Linked DNA regions of Mus musculus: regions 1, 2 and 3 are each linked to region 4. Evidence: chromatin loops called from intact Hi-C (ENCODE). Cell type or tissue: gastrocnemius. All regions are shown on one strand. Links, peaks and the distances in the headings refer to the core of each region. The heading gives the core; the rest is flanking DNA. Region 1 has its middle 30 kb from the start of Gm29007. Region 2 has its middle 100 kb from the start of Mir5099. Region 3 holds the start of Meox2 (mesenchyme homeobox 2). Region 4 overlaps Agmo (alkylglycerol monooxygenase).

The links. A loop is a pair of places that touch in the nucleus more often than their neighbours do. Peaks named below come from ENCODE experiments on the same cell type or tissue, not always from the same donor. Only the 100,000 strongest peaks of a DNase experiment are listed, where the experiment ranks them.
Region 1: a loop joins it to region 4, with 8 times the contacts of the local background. A loop is called at or near these places in 12 of 42 quality-filtered maps.
Region 2: it touches region 4 in a loop (10-fold over the local background); 24 of 42 quality-filtered maps call a loop at or near these places.
Region 3: it touches region 4 in a loop (2.5-fold over the local background); 4 of 42 quality-filtered maps call a loop at or near these places.

What each region holds. Positions count from the first base shown.
Region 1 is chr12:37,073,028-37,080,928 of GRCm38, forward strand. No RefSeq gene overlaps it. Among named protein-coding and RNA genes, the nearest start is that of Gm29007, 30 kb to the right of the region's middle. In gastrocnemius, for the core only: a CTCF peak has its summit at 4,474; no DNase peak of the experiment used is centred there; H3K4me3 peaks cover 451 bases; H3K27ac peaks cover 366 bases.
Region 2 is chr12:36,710,532-36,718,432 of GRCm38, forward strand. No RefSeq gene overlaps it. Among named protein-coding and RNA genes, the nearest start is that of Mir5099, 100 kb to the right of the region's middle. In gastrocnemius, for the core only: a CTCF peak has its summit at 3,625 (motif pointing right); a DNase peak (open chromatin) is centred at 3,585; H3K4me3 peaks cover 3,385 bases; H3K27ac peaks cover 3,693 bases.
Region 3 is chr12:37,105,081-37,112,981 of GRCm38, forward strand. Meox2 (mesenchyme homeobox 2) reads left to right here and starts at 3,460. Exons shown (of 3, transcript NM_008584.4): 1 at 3,460-4,264. The coding sequence starts at 3,751. It overlaps Gm29007 (predicted gene 29007), which reads right to left and starts at 1,672. Exons shown (of 2, transcript NR_166884.1): 1 at 1,633-1,672. In gastrocnemius, for the core only: a CTCF peak has its summit at 6,127; DNase peaks (open chromatin) are centred at 3,320, 3,628, 4,008 and 4,518; H3K4me3 peaks cover 5,000 bases; H3K27ac peaks cover 5,000 bases.
Region 4 is chr12:37,446,808-37,454,708 of GRCm38, forward strand. All of the region lies in intron 12 of Agmo (alkylglycerol monooxygenase), which reads left to right. It overlaps Gm34408 (a long non-coding RNA gene), which reads right to left. Exons shown (of 4, transcript XR_003950116.1): 4 at 1-164. Among named protein-coding and RNA genes, the nearest start is that of Gm34408, 24 kb to the right of the region's middle. In gastrocnemius, for the core only: a CTCF peak has its summit at 4,176 (motif pointing left); a DNase peak (open chromatin) is centred at 4,174.

The DNA.
Region 1 (7,901 bases), core at 1,447-6,446, 370 kb before region 4:
ACTAGGGGAAAAAATATCAAGAATGAAAAGGAATCTGAGTAAATAATTTTCTGTTTTGAAATCAACACATTTTACTGTGTCTCTAAGTCCCCAGTTGGGGAGAAAGGGAATTTACAAAGTCTGAACAGGAATTTAGAGCATAGTTTCTTAGACAAAAATCAGAGATTGATAAAAGAACTTAAAGATGCTTTCTCCCACTGTTAGTTCTTATAGGTGTTCTGACCAGCTGCTTCTTTAAGATGATACAAGGGAAAATGGCAGACTTTTGAATTATGTTGATTATTATACGTTTGAGGATGCAGCAACATCTGACCGAAGAATTAACAAGCTCATGGAAAAGTCAAATACAAGTTAGCAGGCCCAACAGTCAACCCGAAACTCAAGAGCCAAAGGTTTTGGCTTCCTCACACATTAATCAGTCTATCCTTGTCTCAGAGCTGCCTCAAACTCAATCAAAAATTTTGCCGGTATCTCCGCACATTTTTCAGTTACCTCGTATATTGTTATATCCTGATTTAAGAAGTATTGATGAGTCATTGAGGACCAAAAGTTATTATAAATATAGGATGCATATTCTAGCCAGCTTGGCGTGCTTCTCCAAAACAAACCAAACAACAACAACAACAAAATAACAAAGGAATAAAAGAAAGAAGTTATAGGAAGTCATAACTAATAAAATCACGAAAAAGGGACCTAGACTACTTCATGTGAAGAATTCTCAGTTTCTCTCTCCATTGCAGAACACCCAATTCAAACAGCAGCATTCTTCTAGACAACTCATCCTGCTAAGATTTGAACAAGAAGTCCAGTATATTACTCATAATGAATTATTGGATATAGCAAAAATTTAGTCACAATTTAATATTGCTAACACCAAAACTCCCTAGCAACTATTGAAAAAAAAAACAGAAGAAAGGAGACATTGATAATACTACCAAAAGAAAGAGCACCAAAAGTACAAAAAGATGGGTTTGTCCAGAGGCAAACCATGTTCCGAGCACTTAGATCCATTTTCTCCCATTTCCTTCCCAAGCAGTTCTACCAACTGAGAACCAAGAATTCAAGTATATTGACCATTAGGGGACATTCTCACTCAAACAACATACTATGTTCTGATGTGGTTACAGTCACATGAAGTTTTATACTAATAGTCCAGGGCATGATTCTAGCACCTCTGTGAAAATATCAGATAAGCAGGTAACAGAAAAGTGGAGGAAATCTCAGCCACAGGTCACAGATAGTATCTGATAGCATTCTTATCCTTTAGGGTGGTGAAAGCAGGAGTCTGTATGTATACTGATATGAGTTATGTAGTGTTAGGTCACATACAGAGAATAACAATAAAGTGCAGTTAAGATGACTGTAGATAGCCCAATATAGTTGAAACGTGTACTGACAATAGTTTATCTACAACATGGTATTTTTGATCAATCAACCAACCAACCAATCAGCCATTATAGTACATCTTCTATCCTTGAAGTTTTATTCTCACTGATAATTATGATTTGGAGAATTGTAATACTTTTTCAGCAATGAAGCTCTTTAAACCAACGTCCTAACTAACTACCTCACCATATCTTTGTACCAACATCTTACGTTCTGTGTTTGCTTTCTCAGTCATCAATAGTCGTTGCACTTATCATTATAACTGTTATATATTTCCTTCCGTGCCAGGATTATACACTTTTGTCATTACAATTGTCAACTACATCATCCAAACTCTACTCTAAGAATGCCATTTTAATACATATCTTAAAATGGATGAGGATGTAGTGGACATTAAAGATTATGGAATAGGAATAGAAAGGAAGAAGAGTGACAGCTGTGACTGATCCAGTGAGAATCAAATTCAGGTTTGAAATGGAGATGTGGAAAGGAGATTTGTTCAAAGGGATTCACAGTTGTGGGTGAGTGTGCACTCCTTTTTATGACTAGTGTGATACTGAGAGTAACAGCCATACAAAGGATGGACTGAGGGATGCTGAGAGGAACGCTGGGGATGTGGAATGTGCTTAACAACACAGCAAGAGTCTAGGTGAGAAACTATGGAGGTCTTCCGGGAACTAAAATTTGAAATCTACTATAAAGACTAAGAGTAAAAGTTAACTTATAAAGTGAGGTAAATATACATGCAATTGTTTTTTAATATATATTCAATGTTATTTTCATAGTGAAATATAATTCTACTTTCAAAGAATTAAACACACAAGATTTCAACCAGCTACAATTTATTTTATTTTATTTAGCTAAAAATTAAACATTATATTAATGTTAGGACATAAGAAAAGGGATGGATAACAGTATGGTTTAAGACACTTGTAGATTCCTACACAGTTCTGTGACTTTTTAATTATCTGCTCTCTAATGTACACCTGAGATTTTCAGGGAAACAAGTATGTAGTATCGACTACACAGGTCAAGTTTAGGCGCCAATCATCTGGAACTACCAGGTCTAACTAATGAGTCTTCAGAACTAAAATATAACACCATTCAAACAATATGATGCTCTTGGTTTGAATTAACGTCCGGTCATATTTTGGATGAGATGAATACAGACAATCTTCAGTCAAACTACTACTTTTAATTGCTGACATTTGTGTAACAGATTGAATGTATTTGTGAAGGATATAAAAAGTTTCCTTTCCAAAAAAGGAAAGGCCTTGTATTACTTGAGGTCTGGATATGTACAAACAAAATATTGTGTTTTCCTAAAGGAAGAATAAAGGGAACATTGTTCGTGATCTTATAAAATTCTCCATAAATCCCTTAAAGAGGAAGTTGAACAACTGAAGCCTTATGGTCTCACAGATATATCTTCCATCAATTCATTTGTAGTTTGCAGTGGATATATGTGCATATAGAACCCAGTCGGTCGTTTTTTTAGAACTCTTTTTTTAACTGTTTGTACTTTGAATAACAGTTTTTATTTTTTATTTTTGAAGCCTTGCAGAGACCTAAATGCTCAGCCATCTAGTAACACTGGGCAGCATCTGTGTTCTGTGTGGGAAACATGCTTGTCAGTTAGCTCACAAGCTTGTAGGTCCTCCAGTGTGCACAACTCCTTCCACTTTTATAACTGGATAGTAGAAATGACTCATTTTGGGTCCCTAAAGGACATTTATTCAAAAATGTTTAAAAATTTTTCTGCTTCTGTCAGAAGTGTTGAGGATTCAAAGCATAAATATGGGGGATGAGGGTGAGTTAACATGGAGCCTGTCAACTGTTAATTTTGACAAAGTTCATATCTCCTATGCTTGGGTGACTTTGCTACCTTCTCACTAAAGCACTGTTTCAAGAAAAAGTTGAGATTAAAATTCTTTTCCCGGAGGAGCTGGAGGGATGGCCCAGTGGTGAAGGACAATCACTTGTTCTTCTTGAAAAGGACATAGGTTCAGTTTCCAGAACTCACATGGTAGGTCATAGTCATTTCTAACTCCTTTGATGGCTTCTACTGACCTCAGTGTGTGCCACGCATGCACACGGTGCATACACATACATATAGGCAAAACACTGGTTCACAAAATATTCTTTTCCACACTTTGGTCAAGGGACTGAAGAAAATATTGCAACCCCATAGGAAGAACAACCATAACAACCAATCAGTTCCCCCAGAGCTCCCAGGGACTAAACCACCAACCAAAGACTACACGTGGAGCAATGGCTCCAGCCATGGCTCCAGCCACCTATGTAGCAGAGGATGGCCATATCGGGCATCAGTGGGAGGAGAGGTCCTTTGTCCTGTGAAGCCTTGATGCCCCAGCGTAGGGGAATGCAAGGGCAGGGAGGCAGGAGTGGGTGGGTGGGTGGGGGAATACCCTCATAGAAGCAGGGAGAGGAAGGATCAGATAGGGAGCTTGGTGGGGGGTTGGGGGGGGGGTGGAGGCGGGAATCCGGAAAGGGGATAACATTTGAAATGTAAATGAAGAAAATACTCAATAAAAAATATATTTTGTTTTTCTCTGGTTACATGAGAAAATTAAAAGAAAAATTTCCATGCTTTTGAATACCATGTCCAAATCAATTCTAGGATGAGCCATAAACATACACATCACTGGACTTTAGGCTACCCCTAAAAGACAGGTGACTTAACAACTCATCATAGCCTTTACTTCATAATACTCAGCCATAGAGGGTCAGAGATAAGCTATTGACACCTATTTTCTGCTGCAGAATATATATGTAACTGGATGTAACTCATGCTGTAACTTGAACTGTCATGTAATAGTTCAGAAGGTTCTACTTTGTTGCTCCATGAGATCCGTATATAGGTTTCATGGGCTGTGTGACATGCTTGCTGGAAACTCATAAATCATTCATTATGAGACCACAGTGAGAACAGAAAATGATCATTCAAGTAAAATGTTTTGAATGCTGGGCATAACTGTACATTTTGTATCTTCAGAAACCATTTGGGTGTTTACAGAAGCTTGGTTTAGATTATTTTCCATTGCAGTTTGAGCTACAACTGGTAGGTGGTGCTGTCAGGATACTGTTCATGGGTTCTCTGAAACTGGCTCCTCTCTCTGAAAACTTTGGAAACCTTTCTATATTTTGCAGTTTGTTGAGGATTGCCGTTAAGCATACCTAGAACTACTTTTCTGGGTATTTATCAGAAAAGTAATGAAATGTTTGGAAGCACTTGGGAATTGAACACTGAGCAGATATTGTGTTTCTGATGTTCATGGTGCACTGTCACTTCACCAACACTTGGGCATATTGCCCAGTTTCTTTCTTTATGTATTATTTTCATTTTGGTGTCCTATTAATGCAGAGTCCTTGCAATCAGCTATCCAGGTCTGGAAGGCAGTGGTTCTTTAGGTAACTAAGTCCTTTCCTTTCCTCACTGTATTCTTCAGCAGTGGCTTCCCATTGCAGTACAAAAGGAAAAAGGAAAAGAAAAGAAAAGCAAAAAAAAAAAAAAAAAAAAAAAACTGGAAAAAAAGAAAGGAAGGGAGGAAGTAATAATGAAGGAGAAAGAGAGAAATGAAGAGAAAATGAAGAGAAAGGCAGAGTAAAAGGACAAAGAAAAATTTTAATTATCTTCTTCATCAATATGGAATATTAGTAAATAATTTACTGATTTGTAGGAAACAGAATCTAAAAAACACTGTAAGAAAAGTAGATAAGTAAGAGGGGGAGAGGAGCAGGAACAAAACAAGGAAATATATCTTTCAAGTTCTGTTTCCTTAGTGAGAGAGTAGGAACGTCAGCCATTTTTACAGTTAACACAAATTCATAACATCTGACCGCTGGAAAAACAGGGAGTTTCCACTTCTACATGCTGAGGGTCATTTCTTGATTAGCCAAAACAACAACAATAATAAAATACTTCTTGAAATTTGTTACGTGATCTACTCCACCATCAAAACGTGAACGTTAATTATAATTCCCGAGAGGAGCAGTCCCTACTGCTTTATATCAAGAATTTATAATATGAACTCGAATATATTGCACAATATGATATTCAGCAAAATGTTTAGCTCAGAGGATTACACCTTAAAATCACACTTACCAGTTTAACATATTTATGTTCTCATAGATGGGTATAGTTGAACGTTCCAGAAAAGCGATCCAAAATGTGTAATTTTAAGATAATTTTCCATGCAAAAAGCAAATGAATGACAGTCTTGAGGGTAGTAACCAGGGATCATCTTTAAATCTCACAACATAGTCCAGTAAAGGCGGTGTGCATCCTGAGTCTATAAAACACATTGCTAATCTGAATAATTAGAATGCCCCATATGTAATAAAAACTGGATAAAGATTTTGATTTTAACTTAAGGTAAAGCTATGATAGACCTAAAAGTTATTATTTTATATACAACAATGACAGTAGAAAAGAAAATATAAAAAATATGCATATAATTTAAGTTTAATATACTACTAGAGTTTTTTTTTTCTTTCTCATAGTTATGTAGACTGCATTTATCCGGAACTGTTACCTTCAGCTCTAACTGCTTTGCATCATGTGAATGTGAGACTTGGTTGTACATGCCATCTTTAACCTCTACTGTTCTGAGAGGAGTGTTGTGTGGTGGGAAGTGGCCTTTGCTTTTTACCACGGAGACCAAAGTGACACACTTACAACTCTCATAGGGAATAGCAAGTTTATATATATATATATATGAACTTCATGATCTGCCTGTGGGAACGATGAGACAGGGGTCATTGAGCCTCTGTTACTTTTTCTACAAAGAATATTTTCATCTGATTGAAGTGAAGCCCACAGTGTAGGTTACTCACGCTGCCCCTCCTTTCTCTTCTATAGCAATAATCGAGCAAAGTGTGGAAGTTATGAAAGAATGATCCACACATGCAGCCTATATTGTTGTATCTGCATAAGACATATGCATTTAGAAAAGGAACTTAGAGTTTTGAAATAACAGAAATCTAAGTTATTTTATTACATGCATATGCACTAGTATACCCCCACATACTCCAATATTTTAAAGACACACACACTGATATTTTAATTTTAAGGTTTCAAAAGAAATTTGAAGAAATCTTTAAGCCAAACTTCTACCTAAGAAAACATGCATTCAAACATGTTTTTAATTTAAATTAAACCAATTGATTAGCCTTTGTCAAGAAGACATTCAGCTTACTCTTTCTCATTAGCTGTTGTATTTTCTTGATTCTCTGAATATTATTTTGATGCAATCCATTATTTCCTCTTCAACACAAACTCAAAAATGTCTGTGTTTAAAGTGAACTGTGCATTGAAAATTTAGATATTATGTTAACCTAATTGTAGGATCATGTATTTAAATTACATAGACTAGTAATTATGGATGTGAATATTTACTTACAACATCATGACTAGCAATAAAAAATATTTCAACACTTTTCTATAGCAGAGGTTGGTCTAAAAATACTTTTTCTTGTATATATTTTTCAAACCAATCCTGCTTTATTCAAATTAAGATGTCCTTTCAGCAGATGAGGGGATGACTCAGAGGTTAAATTGTATGTGTTTCAAGCGTAAGGACTTGAGTTTCTATGTAAAAACCGGGCCAGAATGGTAATCCTGTAACCTCCATGCTGAACCCCAGGTGTAGCCTCCCTCAGCCCTGAAGCAGGCTGATCCAGACTTTGACCTTGCTGCCACTGAGAAGGAAATTACCTAAGGTGGAGCCTTCCGACCTAGATGGCTCTTTTTGTTCTGCCACCTGCCACTGTTCTCTCCATGACACTGCTACCCGCTGAGAAGCTCCTGAGACATTCCTGAGGAACATCCTATTCTGCACATCGCCTACAGGCTGGCTCCAGACACCAAGAATGGACTGGCAGGGGATGGGCCTTCCCCTTTTATAAGTAGACTCTCTTAGTAAACTGGTGGGCCTTGAACTGAAACATATCTTAGTCTCCATTAATATCTCCCCATCTAAGTCCCTTTCAGCCCCAGCCTGCCTCCCTGGTATACCTGGTTCAAGTAGGCCGCAGGCTGGCATACAACACCCAGGGAAAGACACTTGATGGGGCTCACTTACCAGCTCATACAAGTGAGTTCCAGGTTTATTGAGAGACTCAGTCTCACAAAGATAGGCAAGCAACTGAGGAAAGTATGCCAAAGTCAAATTCTGAACCTAAATGTGCTCACAGATGCTTATAACACAAGTACAGAGAGAAAGGGGTTTGTAATGAGTTTTAAAAAGGTATCATGAAAATTGATTAGAATATCATGTTTATATTGTACATTTTTGTTATAGCATGCATATTTTGTATGTATGATTGAAGTTAATATTAATATACATCTAGCTGAAAAGATCATTAAATCAAATGCGATGACTCATATCACTTATCTTTCTTTGTCATCTTCTGAGGTGAAATAGGAATTTCAACATCATGATATTAATTCCATCCATAACTTAAATCTATGTAAACTATTCTTTTGTCATTTT
Region 2 (7,901 bases), core at 1,603-6,602, 740 kb before region 4:
TCTCTAATGTCCAACAAATAGAGAGCAAACCTCTTTGTTAGAGCCAGTCACAGCCACAACTACAGTCACAGGCACACGTGCACACACATGTATACACGCACAGGCATATGCATATGTACACACACACACACACACACACACACACACACACAGAGACACAGATTCAGGTGCACACACATTCAGACATCAGTCAGAGGCAAACAGACAGATTGCAAGTTGGCCAGTTACCACACATTACATGCAGATGGAAGGTACTGGGAGAGAAATGAAAAACAGAAAATTTGGCTTGCTGTTGGTCGCATGAATCCAGGAGGAAGTTGTTTTGCTTCCTTTTCTTCCTGTGACATCAGTGCATTTGGTGATCCCTGAGGAGATCTTTAAATACTAAGTGATGGAAGTAGAAAGCAGGATTTTAGTGAATTCTCCATTGTAGCTCTGTGTTGAGCTCAGGGATTTAAATTTCTCTTCCAGGTGGGAAAATAATTGCATGCCTTCCTTCCTTCTTTCCTTCCTCCCTCCCTCCCTTTCTCCCCTTCTCTTTCTTCCTTTCTCCCTTCCTTCTCTCCTTACTTCTATCCGTCCTTTTAAACACAGGGTCTCACTATAGAGTGGGACTGGTCCAAGAACTCACCATGTAAACAAAGGTGGCCTCAAATTTATAGAGCTTCCACTTCTGCTTCCTGAGAAACACCTTAAAGGTGTTTCTTGCACCTTATCTTGTGTTCCTTAGAACTCTGTTTTCTAGAGAGAGACAGAAAAGGGGGTGTATTCAGATGGGAGTGGAGGTGAGCAGGATCTACAAGGAATAAAAGGAGGAAAAACTGTAATCATAATATATTATGTGAAGAAAAAAATTATTTTCAATAAAAAGGGAAAAAGAACTGTTCCCTCACACACTCAAAGTGTGTGTGTATGTGTGTATGTTTGTATGCACATATGTATATGAGTGTGTATATTTGTGCAAATGCATATGAGATGGAAAGAAGGGGGAGGGAGGGAGGGAGGGAGGGAGGGAGAGAGGTAGAGAGAGAGAGAGAGAGAGAGAGAGAGAGAGAGAGAGAGAAGGAGAGATGGAAAATTTTCACACAAGCATACATTTTTATCAGCAGCATTGCCAGGGTATATATTGGAATTTATTCACGACATAACTTCAAGCTTATACCCTATCAAAGACAGCTACTGGTAAACAGCCTTCTGCTATCTGATTTTGTGAGTTCAACAGTTTCTAGACTCCATATTTAAGTGAGGACATGAAGTTTTTGTTTTCCTATGTTTGGGTTATTACACTTAGTACAATGTCTTCCAGGTTTATCCATGTTGTTTAATGGTGTAATCTCCTTTTTAAGGCTGAATACTATGTCTTTCTGCATGCATGTCTTTATAATGCACAGAGACATAGTATTGTCACATAGGTCCAGCTTTGGTTCTGTGGGATAACCCAGTTGTAACCTGGATTCTTACTGCAGTGTATTCTTTAGCTCTTCCTCAATATGCATGATGGCTAGATCTGATCATTTTCCCATCGTAGAATTTAGTCAGGGCTGCTAGCCCTTGGGACCTAGCCGAAAGGGACAAAAGAAATCAGGAAGGAGGCTGCCACTAGGTAATTCGGTAAATTCTTTGTTTCTGCATCACCTGGTTTGTGTTGTTATGGCACAAATGGTAGAAAAGTCAGAGTGGGATAAGAGAAAACAGAAGGAGGGGGAGGGGAAAGGGAAGACGAGAGTGGAGGAAGAAAAGAGGGAGGAAGGAAGGAAAGAAGGAAGGAAGGAAGAAAGGAAGGAAAGAAGGAAGAAAAGAAGGAAGGAAGGAAGGAAGGAAGGAAGGAAGGAAGGAAGGAAGGAAGGAAGGAAGGAAAGATGGATGTTGGGAACTAAAAAGGGGGCCCTAAGGAAGGAACAAAGGAACTTGTTTCTTGCTGAGGAGTCTGGAAAGTCCAAAATCAATGGACAAAAACTACCAGGGAACTTCTCTTTCATCCCTTGGGTAAGAACAGTATAAAAAGAGGGCTAGGGGGTAAACTTATTTTCAGCCTTTGTGCAATGCAGAGGAACCCATCCATAAGAGGAAAGCCTTCTTGACCCCAGCATCTTAGGCCCTACTCCCAAAGCTTACATTGAAGATTAAGTTTTCAACACATAATTTTTTGGGTGCACTGCTTAAGTGTAGTTTACCATATGGACTACTTTTAGTTGGAAAGATAAATTTTAGCATCTGGCGAATGACACTTTAATGTGACCAAACATGCTACATTGTGCGCTTATTTTTGCTTCAACTTTCAGAAGATGTTCTGTCAATTCTTTGAGATTATTTTAGCTTCACCCAGGTTCCACTGCCACTCTTCATGGGCCCACAAAAGCACATTGCACTAATCTCCTGTATAGTAGAAATTATGTAAGCTTGTACAAATTGAAAAAAATTAGTTTTCAAAACTCAAATAAAATAACATCTGAGCATATTTATCTGCCTAAATTGTGAGCTACTGGGCACAGTATTCAGATTTATATTTATGATCAATGTCACTGTATAATTGCAAAGAATAACTACTTTATACTTGTAATTTCATGGATTATTAATAATATCTTCTAAGCGTTTTACCCCACTGAAACAATACATTTTGAAATTGCATGCTACTCATGTATGTTTGATTCATCTGTTTGTTGTTCCTATAGCAACCGACTTCCTACACCTAGTGGAAGGGTGGATATGCTGTTGAAGGAATTATGGTCTGACAAGGTTCTTCAAGGGCTCCAAGAAGTATGAGCACAGTGGGAATTTTCATTTTGTTCAGACAAAATTTCTTAGCCCTAGTTATTTCTAGTTTGGAACTAGCTTCCTTGATATTGCAAAACAGGTAAGACATGAGCAGATGGACTGGGAAGTCCCTGCATCCGGAGCAGGCAGGTCCACTCTGACTTCTCACCTGCAGTCTGCACCAGCCAGCCAGGCAGCTGTAGAATCATCCATTTAAAAACACTGGAGGAGATTCAAAGTGTGGATCAGAGACTGAAGGAAAGGCCATCCAGAGACTGCCCCACCTGGGGATCCATTTCATATATAGTCACCAAACCCAGACACTATTGTGGATGCCAACAAGTGCTTGCTGACAGGAGCCTGATATAGTTGTCTACTGAGAGGCTCTGCCAGTGCTTGACAAATACAGAGGTGGATGCTCTCAACCAACAATGGACTGAGCACAGGGTCCCCCATGGAGGAGCTAGAGAAAGGAACCAAGGAGCTGAGGGGTTTGCAGCCCCATAGAAGAAACAACAATATGAACCAACCATTATACCCAGAGCTCTCAGGGACTAGAGAGCTAGTACAATCAAAGAGTACACTTGGAGGAACAGACCCATGGCTCCAGCTGCCTATGTAGCAGAGGACAGCCTTGTTGGACATCAATGGGAGGAGAGGCCCTTGGTTCTGAAAAGGCTCGATGCCCCTAGTGTAGGGGAATGCCAGGGCAGAGAAACAGGAATGGGTGGGTTGGTGAGCAGGGGCAGCGGGGACGAGATGGGGGTTTTCGGAGGGGAAACGAGAAAAGGGGAAAACATTTAAAATGTAAATAGAGAAAATATCTTATAAAAAAATAAAAATAAAAAATAAGATAAAACTGCCCACTAGAGGGAGCCGAGCACCATAAATCTTGGTGTGTTCCCCGGCTGCTTCCAGGAGGGGGGAAAGCAAGCCACAAGTGCACATCCCAGACCTTATTTAACATTTTCTCCGATGTTTTCTCGTCCAAATCTCATCGATTACTCCTATAAGCAAACAAAGACCAGCGCAGCATATAACATTACTACATCCACATTTTAATACGTGAAACGTTCAGGAAGTAAAACTGCTCTGGAGAAATGGGATCCAGACGAATTATTTGAACTTAACAGGGCAAAACACCCTGGACAGCATGGGCTTCCCCAAACTTCCCGTGGTCTCGTCCTCTGTTTTATTTGCCCTGGATGTAACTGTTGTATGTATCTGCTGTTGTGTGTATCTGCTACATTTTGTTACATTTTGCCCAGGCATTTAAGGTAAAGGACTCCACTAGGCAGATGTCTGGACCATGCTGAAATAAAGCCAAAGGTTGAACGTTCAAAACTAAAATTGTCTGCTTACTTACATAGAAAAATGAAAATGGGCGTTTGTTTTCAATGGCAAAAATTTCAGTTGCAGGATGACGGGCCTACGTTTGAACTGTTTTTCATGTTCCCGTTACCATTTTATATATTCTTCCCTGCTTCCAGAAATCACTTCTTTTAAAATGTTCAAATCCTGCAAAAAATGCTCAAATTTTGTTTTGTATTGAGTTTTTAGGTTCGACTATTTGAAGAAAAATGAAAAAATAATGTATGTAATCCAGCTTGAAATGTTAAAACACAACATTTGAAAATATAAATAAAAATATTGAAAATTGAGATATTAGCTCCTTATATAGTAAAATATTAAGTTTTGAGTGACACTAATTCTTAAATTTTAACTAATTCTTATTTTGGAAAAGGGTAATTATTGTGAATTGTGATTATCTCAAACTTAATTTCAATAATGAAAGCATTTTTTTAAAAAATCTTTTAACTATTTTAAAGCATTTGAAAGTTTTCTTCCCAGTTTCCCTGAGTAATTATCTATAGCTATAAACAACTTTTGCCTTGCGCTCTCGAATTTCACTCAAATTGTCTCTTTTATTTATTTGTCACTTTCTTCTGCTACACAGTCAGAAAGACACACAGATATACCACAAACCATGAATCTTCGAGGCAGCTTTCTTGAGGTGACATTCATGCTTAATAGGTGATTTGGGCGTATGGCTAATTCTGGGATTTCCCTTTTCCCCCTCTCTCACCTCTACCTCCCTTTCTCTGTATGATATTCAGCTTCACCCATGAGCAAAACTGTATCTCCCACTTGCCTCAAAGATCAGATTATCCATTTTTGTTTTTTATTTTATTTGAACTTGGGAAAATTTAATGTGGAGCTAATACAAACTGGCTGTAAACAGCTGCCACACGTAATGATACTGGACAAAAATGAAAATATCAGTCATTTCCCTTCTACCCTTTGGCTGTGTGATCCTTTTACGCAGTTTGGATCTTTAGGGACACTCTCCAGCATGTACCATTCTATACATATGAAAGTTATTATGTTTGTGCATTTCTTCGGTGTTTCTTAACAAAAGTGGAATCATGTGAAAAATAGATTTGCCGTTCCACTGGCAATACGTTTTAAAGATGCCTTTCCACCAGTGCCCAGAATTATCTCACTGGTTATAGCTGTGTGAACCCCATATTCATTAGCTCCCTTCTCTCATTCTGGGAATTTCAATCACTTCCAGCATTTGTTTATTAAACAGTTCTTTCAGTGCAGACGTGTAAGTAAATATCTTTGGAATCTGATGCATTTCCTACATTTTCATGAATAAAATCCTGTAGATACTGAAGTCACGCCTAGCTTGCTCTTCACTTTTGACTTATGGCTTGCCTGTTTCTACAAAGGTTTTCAGGGGTCTGTATTTTCTGCTGCTCTGGGCTTCTGAAAGATGTTTGTTTGGTTTTTTTTTTTTTGTTGTTGTTGTTGATTTGTTTTGTTTTTTAAAATCCATCAAACATGTTGGTTGCCAAAAATAAGATTTCAAAACATAAAATGCTATTTATCTGGAAGCGTATTCACCAGAAAGTGAAAGACCACCATCGAACTGGACAGCTCAAGTAGAAAACTCTTTCCCGTAGGACTGGAAGAGTAGCAAAACTTCTCTCACTGGTTGATTGAATCTCTGTTGGATTCAGATCACACTGACCAAATATGGGATCATCTCCCATATATCGTCAGTTTTGTTGTTGATTAAAGGCCAGCATTGAGTGGTTCAGTAGCAATTTAATGGGAACACAGAGTGATAATATGACTGGTTTAAATGCAAATATACTTAAAAGCATACCAAACACTACACACTATACAAGAATACAGAGAAATGTATTAGTACATTAGTATCGTTCTAGGGGGAAATTAATGTGACTGGGGGATAAACACCAAAAGCAGCAGGAACCAAAACAGAAAGGCATGTAGCTGGTGTTCCGAGCGCTCTTGTGATGCTGAAGCGTTTGTTTGTTTGTTTGTTTTCCCCCTGAAAGCAGTTTCTACACTGTCTTATTTATGGAAGTGCTTCCTTGCTCTCTCTGTCTACTCGGTCTCTTTCTTTGTCTCTCTATCTCACTCTTCTTTCTTCCTCCTTTTTCCTTTAAGGCCATTAAAACAGGCAGAAAAGATGCCATGAACAGCCTTCAAGTGAGCTAATTGGAGCTGGAGTTAGTATCCAGCATATACTTTTGTGGCATTGAATAATTTATTAGGAACTATAGATATGAGTGCTTATACATAGTGTCCACTGGGGCACTATTCAGAGCTAAAATTTCTGCAAAAATGAAAAGTTCATTAAAGCTCCCCATAACACGACCTCAAATTAAAGACATAGGAACCGACCAGCTGTGTGAACCATTGCAGGTGGTGTCGGGGTATACCAGCTTCACAGTGTGCAAGTCCAGCCTGAGAGATGGTATCATTGCTGTCTGGCCAAGACTGGCCAAGATATCACAGGGGAAATACAGATTTCAGAGAGAATGTGTTAAAACACTTCCTGTGCTCCAGGCATGCATGGTCTGAGAACTTTTCTCAAGATCATGTAACCTGCAAAAACAAAGCTATGAGGTTGGAGATGTGGAAAAGGGGTCACAGAGAAGTTTAATAACCCGCTGAAGAGCATCCATTTAATGAATGTAGGGAATGGTGTTGAAATCTAACAGGAGTTCAAGAGTTCCTGAGCGAGTTTAACCCAAGGCGTCCACTCTGAGGAAGATGTGGGTGGGAGTGGGCATAGAGGTATATAACATAAGGATCAGGAAGGTGGAAACAGAAGTTGCAAGGTCCTTTATTACAGTTACATTACACCGGGTCTTACATCTTCCTTGCTGTGGCTGGCTGTATAAGGGATTTCAGAGTCAGATCAGCAGAACAGAAGCAGGATTCTGGAAATGGGATTCTTTTTGCTTTGGAAAGGTTGGCAGTCTCTCTCCTGCCTCTCCATTGGAATTAACACAAACCCCAAACGTCACAGCCGGATGTTTGAAAGTTTTTAAACCTTACAATTTTGCAAAGTTCCTCAACTCCTCCGCAGGCTTTTACCCCTGCTGAATGTCAGTGAGTGCTTGGGCTCCGCTGAGTTCAGGATGAAGAAAGTGTAATTTGAGTTTGTTTTCTCAGCAAGGCGATGGCAAAAGGATATTTATGGTGTTGAAGAATTTCAGCTCTTTCTCCAGCATGTAGAGTGTGTAGTATATTTAAAATACCACTCTCCAGGATATCTCCCTTTTGCTGAGATAATAAAATTGATCATATGTTTTGAGGTTAAATAAACTGTTGTAACAATCTTGTAGCTGCCTGCTGGTTGCGGTTTTCAAAAGCAATTACTCACTCTGGAGTCAACTTTGAACTGTACATTTTAATTGAAAAGCTAATTGTAGGCCATTGCTCCTGATTTAGCATTTAATTTGGCAGATTAGGAGGCAAAGGAACTTAGGGAGGGAGGGAAAGGAAGAGAAGCTTGCAGAAGAATTGCTGAGTTCCAATTCCCGTTTGTGTTCGAGGCATTTACACAAGACACTTTGTGTTCTCACCAAGGAAGGAGTGCCTGGACCAGTGGGCACATTCCTGAGACATTTGTCGGAAGTGGTCTGCAAGGTCCTGAGTTTATCCACATTTGCTCCCCAGATCCCAAGCCCAGCGAGTCTGTGAGATGGAAGCAGAGATGGAGGGAAGGGGGAGGGAAGACAGAGAGGAAGAGAGAGGGAGAGAGAGAGGGAGAGAGAGAAGGAGGATGAGAAGTGAGGAGGGGGAGGGGAAGGGGAGGCAGAGAT
Region 3 (7,901 bases), core at 1,241-6,240, 340 kb before region 4:
TGTTAATTCTCGTCATCCCTCAAACAACTTTTAAGTCACCATGAATCTAAATAAAATGAAATAAGTTCAATCTCGTTTTAATTAAAAGATTCTATCTTTTTAAATAAAATATGGCTTTCTGGTTGGCTTTTATGCCATTTGGTCAAACGGAGCCATAGACATACTTAGCATTGAAGCTTCTAATGATTGTTTAAATAGTTATGGTTAAGTAACTCCACAAGAGCTAAACATTTCCTATACTCTGTGATACATGCCTTGATTTTATACTTTATATTTGATTTTTATGTTGACATAACATTTTTTCAAGAATTTTGAAATATATGTTTATGAAGACTAAACATTATAGCTCAAATGACATAGATACTTTGGTTGTCCGAATTTCTACAATTCATCTTGTTACTGAAAAGTCATATTAATCATTGGATTAATTAAAATGCAAATATTAAATCAGCTACTGATGAAAGCATTGTGTATTTTTTTTTCTGTTGTTGCTACACTAACACTTGAAAAACAAAACATCCTAAGTAAAACTAAAAATTATCTATCATTACAAATGCTCTAAGAACATGAAGTTTTTGAAAGTTGTGCAATAGTTAATAGTATTTAAACATTATGAAACTTTGATAGCCATGCTTAATTTTGAAAGCAGCGAGTCTTGACTTCTTTTGCTTTTTAGCACCCTTTTCCTTTTCCATGACATTTTGCTTGTATTATACTTTATATTAGAAATCTGAATTTCATTGGCCTTGGGAATACTTAATGTTCTGTGCCTTCAAGTTAAAAGACCTTTCCTGAAAGTGTCCTGCAATTGCATGACTTTGGAAGCTGTTCTGTCCTTTTCTAACTTGTTTTTCCTCTTCTTTCCCAGATTACTGGCCTCATATTTCCAGAGGAAAACTGACTGAGGCAGGTTGTAGAGGAATTTCTGGACATACTGTTAACATCTGTGTGATGTAGTGAACGAGGGAGGAAAACCAGCCCAGCCACTGGGCAGACTCACCAAACGCCAGCCTCTATGGAGATCAAACTTTATTCTTGCTAGTTACTCTCACCTACAACATCCTAGTTACATGCAACTCTTTGTTCACTAATAGTTTAGCTGTAGTTTATAGAACACACACTGGAAAGACTTGGGTGGATTTTGTTAAACACTACAGATGAAGTATGTTTTTGTCAGTCCTATCTGACACTCCCTACCATGCTTTCAGTCGAGGGATCTTACACTATGCAAATATTTTATTATGTTTATTAGAGGAATTGATCAAATTTCAGTTTGAATAAAATATGAATGCTTTCAGAACCCAGGGTCCATTGAGATGCTAAGGGAGCACAGGCAGGGAATTTATCATTGCACTTTATACTTCTATGTTTAATATCAGAGCGCATATTGAAACCATAAAAAGCAGAAAAATCAAAATATATTCCGATCTTATATGAGGGATATGTTTCCCACTCTCTTTTGTAATTCTTAAAAAGCCAAGGTTGTGGGTAGTGGCAGAAGAAGTAGTCTTAAGCTTTAAGTCCGGGAAGCCATCCTGCCTGTACCTAAAGCTCCTAGCAGTCACGTACCCCAAGAATGATCAGCGCCCCTTTTCAGGATAAGATTCCCAAATTACAAGCAAAGAACCTTACCGTCAAAGCCTTGCTGCAGGTTCCAGCTCAGCCTCAGACTGAAACGTTGAGCGGCTGGTGAACAAAAGTTTTAGGTTCTTTTTTTTTTTTTTTCCCCTAACGAAGTCTGCAAAACTAATTTCCCTCAAAATAGGGCTCAATTTCCGTTAAAGAAAGCAGTGCTTACAAATCTTGGAATTCCTGATCAACCCCCACTCCACCCCATCTCTAAGTTGTGCAAAACAATTCGACTTTTCACACGGATGTTAAAGTTTGTTTGGAAGTTCCTTTTCTGGAGAACCTCTTAAAATAAAGGGTAACAGACTGAAGATGGCAGAAGGAGCGGCAGAGAGAAGGGTTCTGCCTTGGGGACATTCCTCCAAAATTCATCAATACCTTTTCCTAATTTAAACCAGATGTCTAGTTCAGGTTGCTGTACTCATTAATCCCATTAGCAATTTCAAAGACTTGGCCATCATCTTCTGGTCACCCAGACAATAAACATATGGCAGTTAACCATAGTGGCACACTCCAAGTCCTGAACACCCTAGGCTACTGCAGACATCCCCTTGGCAGACACTTCCTAGATAGGAACAGGCTTTCCTGCAGCCCACTCTCCCAAGCTTGTTGTGGGTTAAGGACAGGACTTCCAGTAGATTCTGTGGCCGCCCAAGCTAATTGCTGTGTCAACCCCAGCCCCTGCTCTCACAAATTCACTGGTGGCAAGGTGTGCAGTTAGTTCATTTCCAGGAGCACAGGCTGTAAACCTGGGGGAAATGAACCATGATAGCAGGGTCCACGCTGAGGGAATGTTAAGTTTGCTATCTGCTTAAAACAGAAAGGTGGTGAGGAATGGAATGTATGCAAGGAGCATTAGCTCTGTGAGCTAAAGAGAGATTTCATTTCTCAAAGGATGGGAGCGGGCTGTGAATTGGCTCCTGCAGGGTTAAGCTAGCTAGGAAGGGTGAAGCTGGGAGCAAGTTAGACTTGCTCATTTGACATTTTTTCGGGTTATTCTTGACCCCCCCCCTCCCAATTTCCTCGGTGAGCAAATGGTGAGAAAATTTCGCGAACTGGACTGGTAAAGAGAAGTAGGGGTGGGAAGAGGGTCAGAAAAAGAAGGAAGGGGGACACCACTTGGAGCAACACTTGTGTGTCGCCAAGGCGCCAGAGCCTACATCCACCTCTGTGTCGCGCACACCCCATTGTATATCTGTCCTTTCTGCACTCAGAGTAGCACTGTGCTAGCCTTGGTGCACAGCTCTACAACCTCCGCCCTGGCTCTAGGTTTTCTAACAATCTATTCTCAGATACCTAAAAGAGAATAAACCTAATGTGTTTACGCTGGAACCGTGAGTGGCCTCTGAGTTTGAAAAGCTCGACAGACTAGGCTCTTCTTCTCTTGAAAGTTCTCTTGAAAGTTCTCTGTGGTCTGCAAAGTCAGGGAGTAGTCAGGGAGCTCCTGCAGGTGACCCCAACCCCCACCAAGGCTGAGAGATCTAGGTTCCAAGAGCAGTGAGCTACTCAGAGACACTGTGTGCTGGCTTAGGGAAGCTGAGTGCCTCTGCGTCTGGCCATGGGAACCTATGGGACAGATTGCGGTGGCCCGGAGCGACTGAGGCTCTGGGAGCACCACTAGCTGTGGTGGAAGCTCCCAGGGCCCGACGGGCGGGCGTTGGGCAGCGGCTCCTGTCCTGCCAGCAATGGGAACTGGAAATGAGAGAGCACGGTGGCGCTGACTGAGCGGGAGTTTTGGAGGGAGTTTGCATGTGGTCAGCGCTGGGCTCCTAAGCCAGCCCCCAGCTCACATTACACTCTATTTATAACCTCTCAGAGCCATTTCCCCCTGAAAGCAGTTCTCTGGGACCACCTTCTTTTGGCTTCCACCTCTCCCACACTTGACATCTGAGCAGCTGCGAAGGAAGCTCCTCCAGGTCCTAGTGTTTATACGTGCAGGAGACTGGCCGCTAAGGCTCAGGACTGGGATTAGCCGGCTCTGCTCAAATGCAAACGCGCGCGGCTTTTACTTTTGGAGTGAGTGGGGGAAAGTCTTAGGATTTCCAGTGAAAAGTGACAGCGCTTGGTGGACATTCGGACCGTCCGTGAAGTCTTCTGCTTGGAAGCCGAAACTTGCATGCCATGGAACACCCCCTCTTTGGCTGCCTGCGCAGCCCCCACGCCACAGCGCAAGGCTTGCACCCCTTCTCCCAGTCTTCTCTGGCCCTCCATGGAAGATCTGACCACATGTCCTACCCCGAACTCTCCACATCTTCCTCGTCTTGCATAATCGCGGGATACCCCAACGAGGAGGGCATGTTTGCCAGCCAGCATCACAGGGGGCACCACCACCACCACCACCATCACCATCACCACCACCAGCAGCAGCAGCACCAGGCTCTGCAAAGCAACTGGCACCTCCCGCAGATGTCCTCTCCACCAAGCGCGGCCCGGCACAGCCTGTGCCTGCAGCCTGATTCGGGAGGGCCCCCGGAGCTGGGAAGCAGCCCTCCGGTCCTGTGTTCCAACTCATCTAGCCTGGGCTCCAGCACCCCTACCGGGGCCGCGTGCGCACCAGGGGATTATGGCCGTCAAGCGCTGTCACCCGCAGACGTAGAGAAGAGAAGTGGCAGCAAAAGGAAAAGCGACAGCTCAGGTGAGTGCGGGCAAAGCAACCCTGGGGAGAGTGCGCTCTGGGCTAGGAAGATGCGGGGAGGTGTGGGATGTTTCTCATAGAAAGACAAACTGTGAAGCTGCTAGCCTTTCCTCGCTCTGGTGGGCGAGTTCATCCATGGAGCGTCCGTCCTGTAATTCAGGAGCACGTGTTTCACTGAAGTTAATATATCTACATCCAGCCGTTCAAAGCCCTCCAAGATCGCAAATCAGTTTTCCAGAAGTGGTGAAGAAAGAGCAAGTGACACTATGCAAAATCGGTTAAGGGAGCGTGGCGGGTCCCTCCACGGGTTGGGAGGGGTGTGCCCATTGGGATGCTGCATCCGCTGGGCATGCATGCCTGCGTGCGTGTGTGCGTGCATGCGGGTTTCCTTGACTTTTCCCTTCCAATTCCCAACTCTGAACAACTCGACTTTTCCTATCCTTAACTGGGTTTCCAAATTATTGCGCAATGCCTTGAACTTTAACTGGATTTGACCAAATACGAGAAAAAGAAAAGGAAAGAAAAGAAAAGAAAAGAAAAGAAAAGAAGAGGAGGAAAAGAAAAAAGGAAGAAAACGGAAAAGGAAAGAAAAAGATAAGGAAAAATTAAAGAAAGAAAAAGAACAGAAACCTAAAACTTTTTTTTTAATATTTTTGCTTTCAGAGTTCCTTAAATAGCACCTTTCTTAAAATGATATTTAAAAAACAAACAACCCCTCCCCAAACATTCTATTTATTTGGCGAAAAAGTAATTATCTAGTAATCTAGAAGTGTTTAAGGAATACCTCTGAAAACTTTGAATAAAGAGTATTCTTATAGTAATTACACTCATATGGTGCTAACCTGGTTTGGGGGGGGGGGGGGGACGGGGACGGGAAACAAGCAAAAAGTCCAAATCAACCAACCAACCAAAACAAAATGTTTGAACTTCGACTGTGGAAAATAAAAGCCTTCATCAATTGAGTAGTGCTTTGAGATGCAGTGGAGAAAGTGGACAGATAACAGTCCTGACAGTGCTGGAAGAAGATGCAGGGAAGGTGTGGGTAACTTGAGCAGTCCTACAAAAGGGGAGCCTCCCAGAAGAATTCAGGGGCCTGGAAGTCCAATAGCCAGTGCATCCTGACAGCACAGAGAAACTAAAAATTTCCAGGAAACACAACAAAGCCCTTAAATACATTCCTCATTGTAAATGTTCTCTCTCTCTCTCTCTCTCTCTCTCTCTCTCTCTCTCTCTCTCTCTCTCTCTCCTTCCTTCCTTCCTTCCTTCCTTCTTTCCTTTCTTTCTTTCCTTCTTTTTTTCTTTATTGAATCTTCTATGTAGTTACAAGGCAACCTGGATACAGATTTAGAAAGACGTCACTTAACTAGTAAAATGTTTACATATATTACGTTTTCTGTGCTAGTGTCTCGAGAGAACATATAATTCTAGGCAATAGTTTGAAGAATTGAAAAATAATAGCATTTTAAACATTTTAGGCAAGGTGTTCTGCAGTGTAGGGCAGTAAGGGCTGTGTATTTTGTAATGTGTTGAAAGATGATAGAAATTTTTCTTGACCTCGGTGTGGGGTGACTCCTTGCTTCCCAGCCTCACTATTGAACCTGTAATTTTTCAGGTCCTGGGTGAACGATTAATGATGCTTCATCATGATTAGTTATGTCTAAGAACTCGGTCATCGCTGTTATTCTGTTTACTGGTTATCTCTAACTGTATGTGAAATCCTAAGATACCAAAAAGGTTCCTAAGAAGGCATCAGAACGCACTGGGTTTCCCCAGATTGGGCATTTATGAGCAGAAATGCATGGATTGCTTTGGCAGGTTGCTATCTACTTCAGGGAGGACCAGAAGCTCGGATTCCGTGTTTTCTTTCCGCAAGGGGGAAACTGCGCTGCTTCTTAGCTGAACCAATGCCCTAAAGATTATTTGCGCACACGAAGGAATTTTTTTTTTTTTTCAGGCACAAGTTATTTTTGGTTGGGGAAACAGGGAGAGTGAGACTAAAAACTGACTTCCTTAGTTTATTTTAACAAAAATGGTTTTAATATTGACTAACACTGGTTTCCATCACTTTTATCAGGGGCAAATAAGCACATAGCAAAGAGAGGCTTGTTTTTGTGTTGTGAAACTCATTTAAACACCAAAACAAGCAACGAGAATAAACATTTGTGCCAACTCCGTATTACAAGGACGGGAAATACAATCTTTAGGAAGGCTAATGTTACTGGGCTTGACTTAGAACGAATGTACCCATTGATAGAATATCAAAGTCAAGCATCAATTTTCTTGGTACACTATTGAAAATAAAATCAATGTCAGGCTCTGAGTTAATAACGGTTCGATCACAGGTATGCTTAACTCCAAGCCATTCTTTCTCCTATTTTAATTTATACAACGAACATTCAATTTAAGGTCAAATCATTTCAAAGTATTGTGAAAATATTTTGACTTACCAGACAGCAAATTAACAGAAAATATTTATAATTCTGTTCTGTTATCAATTCTTACTTGGCACAGTTTGCCTATTGTATCCCTTCATAATTAATTAATGTTTAATAAGTTATATTGAACAATCTGAGACTTAGGACTATATAAAATGAAAACGAAATCATGCATGGTAGCAACAATTTATTTATTTAGGCATTTTATAATCGCTGTATATGTATAGTTGGCTGTATATGTATAGTATAGACAGTACTTTAATCTATGGCAATGTTGGAACCAAGTCTACTACCAGTGCATATGTGATAAATGAGTTAATTTATAATAAGTACCAGGAAATGGTGTTAAAGAACCAAACCACGTATAAACCTTACATTTTAATCCATAGTAATAATGCAACAATTTCAATATAAAATACCGTCCAGTGTTTCTATTCTGAAAACCTACATGAAAGCAGACTTAAACAAATACAGAAAGCTTACTAGTATAGAAGCAAATGTTTATAGACTTTAGACTTCCATTATAGTTAATTAACAATTAAAAATAGCCAATTTTAAGAGAAACTTACGACATTTTCATAGTATGTGCTAAACAATTTTATAACTTTGAGCCAGCTAGCCTTTCCAGCAATGTTAGTAAAGCCAACATCTGCCACTCCTTCAAAGGGACTCTTAAAGTTACAACTGTGCTTAAAACAATCAGTACGAGCCAGGTGATTCTGAAAAACGTCTATAAATACTGTCAACTTCTTGGCTTCAATTACACAAAGTAATATATTAGTGAGCATGAATTGTTCAGTTTTGTTAAAATAGATGTGCTCACTTAATCTAACCAGCTTTTATGTAGTGAATATACACCGTTATGGTATACATATTCTGTAGACATCTTAGATTAATGAAAATAAGCACACATTTTTGTTTTAACGGATAAAGTTATAACTATGCTCATTCCAAAAATGCAATGAATAATTTGGGGATGTGGATTTTGGGGGATTGAGTCACATTATATTTTTGTAAAGTTACAAATATTTATAGCTATTATAACACAAAATATTTAGTTTCAAACTGGGTCAGTCTCTGTATGCCTATACGGAATGAAAAGTGTTGCATCTAAACCGTACTACAAGCTAATCTCAGAATAATGTCAGTTTGTATTCCTCAGTATTCCAATCATCATCTTTTCTGAAAATAAACAACTTTGC
Region 4 (7,901 bases), core at 1,832-6,831:
GGTCAGAAGGGAATCTTCCTAATTCATTTCGGACATCAGTCATTAGTGAGCGGTGAATAAGAAGCCGTTTCAATGGACAGAATGGAGCTGTTTTCTTCCTAGAGTTCCAGTGTGTAATCTGCATTTTCCTTTGGACCTGGATTGTTGTTGAGTTCGGACACCTGCTGGAAGGAGTATCAGTTTCAGGCTACAAAGTGGTGCTCTGAAATAAATATCACCGAGCTTGTTAAGTTTTGTCATCTGTGTCATCGCATTAGTGCAGGATATTAGGGTAAAGTGGAGTGCAGCTCAATTTCCTCGTTATACGTTCGGACGATAAGCTTTTTCTATTAATGTTCATAAAGAGTTTCTATTACCAGGGAGATCTCAAATTAAACAGAAAAAAAAATCTGAGAACATAACATAAAGCCCACGACTATGTAATACTTGTCATAGGTCTGACAAGTTTTATAATTTAAGGCATGGATATTTACTTTGTAATATCTGCTAGAAAATGGGAATTTAAAATGTAAAGCTTTTAATACCTTTACATTCACATATAAAGTTAAATGTATTTTCAGTTTTATAGCACATTCTGGCAAACCTTGCCACATATATTTAATTTTTGGTAAGAATAGATATTATTTAAAGTCTGAATTACAACCACTTGTAAGGACTTCTTGCCAGTGTACTCTCTTTCTCTATTAATTACTGTATTGGCAACTAAAACTAATATCATGCTGTATCAGTTCCATATGATAGTGGATAGTACAGGCATGCATTTTCTCAGGGAAAAATGTTGTCTGGCTTTTAAACAAACTTAGAAGACTTCTGTAGACATCCAAATAGTTCAAATATGTCAGAATTTGAAAGAAAATAGTTGACATAAATACTAAAAACTTTCTAGTAACTGAGATCTTGAAAGCATACATTAAAAATTGCTTTTGGTACATTTATGTTGAATTACAAGTCACCATCTTTATGTTATAATGAAATAAGTAATAAAGTAGTAGTCGCAACTGGGGTTAGGTAGAGGGTTGAAATTTAACTACTATAATCCTCATTTTTGAAAACGGGAAAATTGTCCAAAGTGTTCCTCAGCCTGCAAAGATAAAGGAATCAAACATTCACAGTGGCTCTGTGTGTGAGGCACACAATTGATCTTATGTCCGAGATTCTATCTTCGGAATGTTGAAATGGGTTGGCATGGGATACTGATAAATCATTTTGAGATAATTCAGTTTTTATTGCCGTCTCCAATGTGAATAATGTAATGACCATAGAAACAGTTAGCAAGGTTAAAAAACACTTAAAAATTATCCTATACCATCTTATAATCTGGATTAAAAAAAAAAAGTCTGCCTTTATGAGATCCACCTGCCACAAAGGCGCCTGTTGAAGGGTTTCTGCCTAGCTCCTCAGTGCAGTCAGATTGGTCACTAGTCCTGAAGGCACTAACTTTACCAATGTGCTCACCCACCTGTAACTGAATAAGTATGCTGAATAAGTATTAGGAGGCAAAACTTACTGTCTCACTTCAGCCCCAAAGCCAATTAACTTTGACTAAAACCACAAGCCAAATAATTCCTTCCTCTCCCTCCCTTTTGGTGTTATCTCAAATATTTGTCATAGCAAAGCAGGTAACTATTCCAATGTCCTAAAGTTAATGTTTTTTTTTTTTCTCTCTTCTGTTTGACTGTAAATTATTTGAATACAATGTCTGCATATTGTTTATTTGTCAGTCCTCTTATTTGAAGCACAGTGCTGTTCTGTTATTTAGAGACAGCTGCAGGTCTAACTGGGGGCGGGGGGGGGCGGGGAGGGGAGAGATGAACACAGAGTATGGAAGTCCTTTGGCCTCCCAAAGTTGGCAGAGAAAGTTTTCTGTTCTCAATCTATCCCAGCCTAAACTAAGGTCTTGATTATGTCTTTACTCCTCTTCAGAAAATGAGGAAAGCATCACGGGCGTGTATGATAGCAAATATGAAAATGAGTGAGCACATGCAATAAGGAGATCATATTTACCCTGTCAATAAATGACACGTAAAGTTTCAATGAAATTAACTGTGTAAAAACTGCACCAGATGGCCTCCAAGCCATTCCCCTCTGATCATACATAAATGCTTGCAATTTCTTTCTCTTATTTTAATGCTAGGAGTTTCTCAGCATGCAAAGGCTCATCATTTGACAAAGCCCCTTGGACATGTCATGTACTTCAGGAACATTATTCCTGAGGGGGAAAAATCATCATCTTTCTTTTCAGATTATTATGTTTTTAAGTTTAAATAATTCATATTCACCAACAGTTCCAATCCTGTATACCCACTTAACAAACTAGCCATGGTTGTACATGATTGAATGTTATGATCGGGGAGCGCAAGAGCTCTCCGAATAGACAGCCCAGGAAAGACTGCAAGCTTCCTGCTCAGTGGCAAGCTCTTACTCACGAAAGTAAGGTGGACAGGGATAGAGGAGGTCACTTGGTACCTTGATGTGGCTTCCTCATAAGTGTGTATACTTCACACTTATTAGCATGCATCTCACACAAATACAACACATATACACATGGACCCAGGGTAAGAAAAATAAAACTTTTAAAAGGAAATTTAATTGGCTATTGTAAAATAAAAAAAAAATTGAAGTCCTCTAATGTAAATTTTCAAAAGATATCTCTGCATAATCCACTTAGCGTAGTATTTCTGGGGAACTCTCCAGAGCTGGTTTGTTATTTAATTTACCCCTGTATGCTCCTTCAAAAGAGTATTATTCTGTTCCTTAACTCTTTGTATGTGTGAGAGATCATTTCCTAGGACTTCAGAGCAAGCAAATCAGCTTCTCCTTGTCATATGGAAACCTCATGGAAAATCTCTCCATCTTCCTTTGCCGTTTTATTTCCTGTACCATGAGTTATAGTAGTCCTTTCTTCTAATCTCTTCTTTCATTACACTCCAGCCTATCTGAACTGCCTTTGTTTATAAATGCGTGTGTAGAGTCTTAATTAGTGGGTGACAGTTGGTAGGCACTCCAGAAATTGGTTTGAGCCTCAGGCCAAACACAGTCAGTAATATTATCTCTCTGTTTCAGTATCTGTCTCTGTCTTGTCTTTCTTTATGTATTCAGGTTACAATACCCCTAAAGGCAAATGTAATTTTCCTATTTGAAGATCCTCCATTTTGTCTTAATGATTAAAGAGATATCTTTCCTTATACTAAAAGTGAAAGAGAAAAATGTATAAATTTCACAAGTGCATAACTAACTTTTCCTTCACACATACCAAGAAGAGAAAACAGGCCAAAGTTCCTATGCATATCCAAGAAAGATAATTCCTCTCATCCTTAAATTCAGAGGCTTTCCTGTGTGTTCAGGGGATAATGCAGTCTTCCTGTCTATATTTTTAGTCATATTCAAAAGGAAGCAAAACATACTGAGACTACAACTGCCACAATTTTGGGGGGAGAGTTACAAACTCTCCTTCAGCTTATGAAAGCTTTCTTCTCTTGATCTAGTCTCTAGTTTTTAATCATTTCTGAGATAATTCCCAGAGGTGAAGGCCAGGTTAGTTATTGATGGCAGAAGGCAGTAAATCCCTGTCTTCTTAGCCCTTACTGTGGTTATGCTGTGCTTTGGAGCCCTCCTCCCATGACTGCTTTATTTCCAGAAGTCTAAATGTACAACAAATACATGACATATGTTTTTTCAGATAGACCTTTTTTTATATATTAGAAGGCATATGCCCCGTTCAGTGTGATCAGAGGACTGTGTCATAGCAAGGAAGGCCACACCTCCTAGTGAAATCCCCATACCCATGTGTAATTGATATATGTCATCATGGCCAAAGGCAATGTTTCATATGAAGAGGGAACTCATCAAAGAGTAAGCAATGAACTTGTAATGACTTAAAAGAAATTACTGAAGGCAGTAGAGGGGATTTTAGAAGAAGTGGAATGAGGAGAACATGGAATAAAAGCAAAGAGATCTATGGCTTTTGTGTGAAGGACAATATGTGTTTAGGAAAGAAGACTTTTATAAGAATAAGTTATGCCGAATTTTAAGTAACATACTGTCTTTTCTGATATGTCAATCTAGCACACATCCATACATCCCTCCTTTTCAGTTTGAACTGATGTGTTTCCTCAGTGATTCAATAGCCTATAGACATATGGCGAGTTTGCCATAGATGCCTCGGCGCCATCTAGTGGTTGAAGATTGACTGTGGGTCTTCATGTTTTCCCAAAACCATTCCTTTACTTTACAAATAGAATTTGTATCTGGAGAACACCACACATTATTCTCTTTATGGGAGAAGAACCTCCAAGATAAACACTTTCTTCACAATTTGAACTTTAACCATTAACGAGAACATTTTATTTTATCTGATTTATATAATTTGGCTTATTCACTTCAATGAATATTCATCTAAATGTGTTTTTATTCCTGTGGTCTCTTCTCTTCTCTTCTCTTCTCTTCTCTTCTCTTCTCTTCTCTTCTCTTCTCTTCTCTTCTCTTCTCTTCTCTCTTCTTTCTTTCTTTCTTTCTTTCTTTCCTTTCCTTCCTTCCTTTCTTCCTTCCTTCTCTTTCTTTCTTTCTTTCTTTCTTTCTTTCTTTCTTTCTCTCTCTCTCTCTCTCTTTCTCTCTCTCTTTCTTTCTTTCTTTCTTTCTTTCTTTTTCTTTCTCTTTCTCTCTCTTTCTTTCTTTCTTTCTTTCTTTTTTTCTTTCTTCTCTCTCTCTCTCTCTTTCTCTCTCTCTTGCTCTCTTGCTTTCTTTTTGTAATATTTTTATGGTTACTCTTATTTTTCTTTTACAGTCTAGCCATTGTTGCCTCTCCCAGGTTCCCCTCCCTCAGTTTCTTATCCCATTCCTCCCCACTCCCCACCAGCCTGTCTCTAAGAGGATGTCCCCACCCCACCTGGCCTCCTCACTTATCAGGACCTCGTGTCTCTTAAGGCTTAAGAGCATTTTCTCCCAAATGAGGCCAGACTAGGTAACTGGGGGCCTCAGACCAGCTCATGAATGCTGCCTGGTTGGTAGCTCAGTGTCTGAGAGATTTCAGGGGTCCAGATTAGTTGAGACTGCTGGTCTTCCTATGTGGTAGGTCTTCTCCTCGGGTTCTTCCACATATCAGTGAGTACATATCATGTGAGTTCTTTTGTGATTGGGTTAACTCACTCAGGATGATATCCTTCAGATACATCCATTTGCCTAGGAATTTCATAGATCATTGTTTTTAATAGCTGAGTAGTACTCCATTGTGTAAATGTAGCACATTTTCTGTATCCATTCCTCTGTGAGGGACATCTGGGTTCTTTCCAGCTTCTGGCTATTATAAATAAGGCTGCTATGAACATAGTGGAGCAGCAAAACACCCATGAAAGGAGTTACAGAGACAAAGTTTGGAGCTGAGACAGAAGGATAGACCATCCAGAGACTGCCCCACTCAGGGATCCATCCCATAATCAGCCACCAAACACAGACACTATTTCATACACCTACAAGATTTTGCTGAAAGGGCCCTGATATAGCTGTCTCTTGTGAGGCTATGCCAATGCCTGGCAACCATAGAAGTGGATGCTCACAGTCAGCTATTGGATGAAACACAGGGCTCCCAATGGAGGAGCTAGAGAAAGTACCCAAGGAGCTGAAGGGGTCTGCAACCCTACAGGTGGAACAACAATATGAACTAACCAGTACCGCCAGAGCTCATGTCTCTAGCTGCATATGTTGCAGAAGATGGCTTAGTTGGCCATCATTGGAAAGAGAGGCCCCTTTGTCTTGCAAACTTTATATGTTCCAGTACAGGGGAAACCCCAGGGTCAAGAAGTGGGAGTGGGTGGGAGGGAGGGTATAGGGGACTTTTGGGATAGCATTTGAAATGTAAATGAAGTAAATACCTAATAAAATTTGGAAAGAAAAAAATAGATATTTCTGGAACATCTTTAGATTTTAATGTTCCTGAATTCTGAATAGATATGTTTCTTCTCCAGACACATTTATGCAGTTAAATTAGCTTAAAACAAAGAAATATATTTTAGCAGCTTCTCATGTTTTTTCTGTTAATCTCTCCATTTTAAACAGAATGCATAAGACAGACTATGCATAAGACTTTATCCCTGTTCCTGTTGCTGACAGTGTAGCTGTTCCAATCTGTAGGTCTTTCCATCACTCAGTCTTTGCTCTGGCAAATGCTGATACACCACTATAGGGTGCAGGATCACTGGAAGTGATATCATTAGGTTCTGTGTGTGAATACTGAACGAGACAGGGAATGCTTTTTACATCTACCTTGATGTTTCAACCATCTCCTCCTTTTTGAAGAATATACATTTTAAAGATAACCTTCATTTCTAATTGCATTGTACACCTTCTTCTCCTCCTTTTTATTCTCTTGCCTCTTGAAAAGAGTGACACTAATTTCCCCCATGTAGGTTATTTTTACAGCCACATCTGCTTTCCCCCAATTCTCCTATATCAGAGAATTAGAAATCAAAATGAAACCATAAATATAATAGATAAAAAAATCAAATGGTCAGAATTAATTTGTTTCTAAGGAGTGAGATATTTCTTAGAGTATCTGCTTTTGGAAGCTATTCAGTAAACAAGACTATCTTATTTTTAATCTAAATATCTATATTGTGAAAACCAAGAACACCTCCGAGGTTCTCCCCACCTTCTCACTCACTCAAATCTATGTTATTTATTTCCTTGATCTTTTTGTTGGAAAAAAGCAGATATATGAGAGAGAGAGAGAGAGAGAGAGAGAGAGAGAGAGAGAGAGAGCGAGAAAATAGGATAGGACAAAACAACAAACACTCAAACAAGAAAAAGAGACAGCCAAAGGAAAAGAAAAAAGGAGAGAAAAAGAAAAAAGGAAAAGAAGAAAAAGAAGCACACACAAATTCCCCAAAAATAAACAATTGGAAACCATAATATATATGTAAAAGATCTGTAAGGTTTAAAACAAGAACTACTTGTGGTTTGTATACCCTGTGAGAGTCCTTTGGCAAAAGCAAGTCTTTCATGAAAGAAATATTTTAAATACTTTCTTCTTCTCTTATCCAATTTCTTTTTCTCTTTGTGACTATCTTCAGATTCTATCTCCAATAACCCACGTTTACGGTCATGCTGTATGTCTTCCTTTTTATTCCCTATCTTCACATGTTTAGAAAAGCAAGACACAGAAAGATGAATAGTTTTCAGTATTTTATTCAAGTGGGTTTATTATATGCATTTCATTAAAATTGTTTATTTTTCTCAGTAATCCTCACAGTATCTTCAAAGTCAAAATGAAAATTAGTTATTCTTTACAACCACACCTATATATATTATTAGATATTCTCTTTATTTACATTTCAAATGTTATCCCCTTTCCTAGTTTCCCCTCCGAAAATCCCTTATCCCCTCCCCCCTCCCCCTTCTCCCCAACCCACCCACTCCCATTCCCTGTTCTGGCATTCCCTTATACTGGGACATAGAACATCTACAGGACCTAGGGTCTCTCCTGCCATTGATGACCGACTAGGCCATCCTCTGCTACACATACAGCTAGAGCCACAAGTTCCATCATGTGTTTTCTTTGATTGGAGGTTTAGTTCCAAGTAGCTGTGGGGATACTGGTTAGTTCATATTAATGTTCCTCCTATGGGGATTCTTTAGGAAAGAAACAACACTATTTTCAGGGACTTCTATATTTGTGGGTATCTGGTGAATCCTTTCCTTGACCAATATAAATAATTACTTAAAAAAAATATCTCCTGCAGAGACTTGATGTGTCAGGATGGGGACATCAAGGAGAGAGGGAGAAGAATGGCAGGGGGACTGTGTGAGGGGAGGAGGGGGAAGGCAGCGATCTGGTTGTAAAGTGAATAAATATATAAATTAATGAAAAAATAGTAGGTCAATGGAAAAACACAGTTTTCTATTTTTGA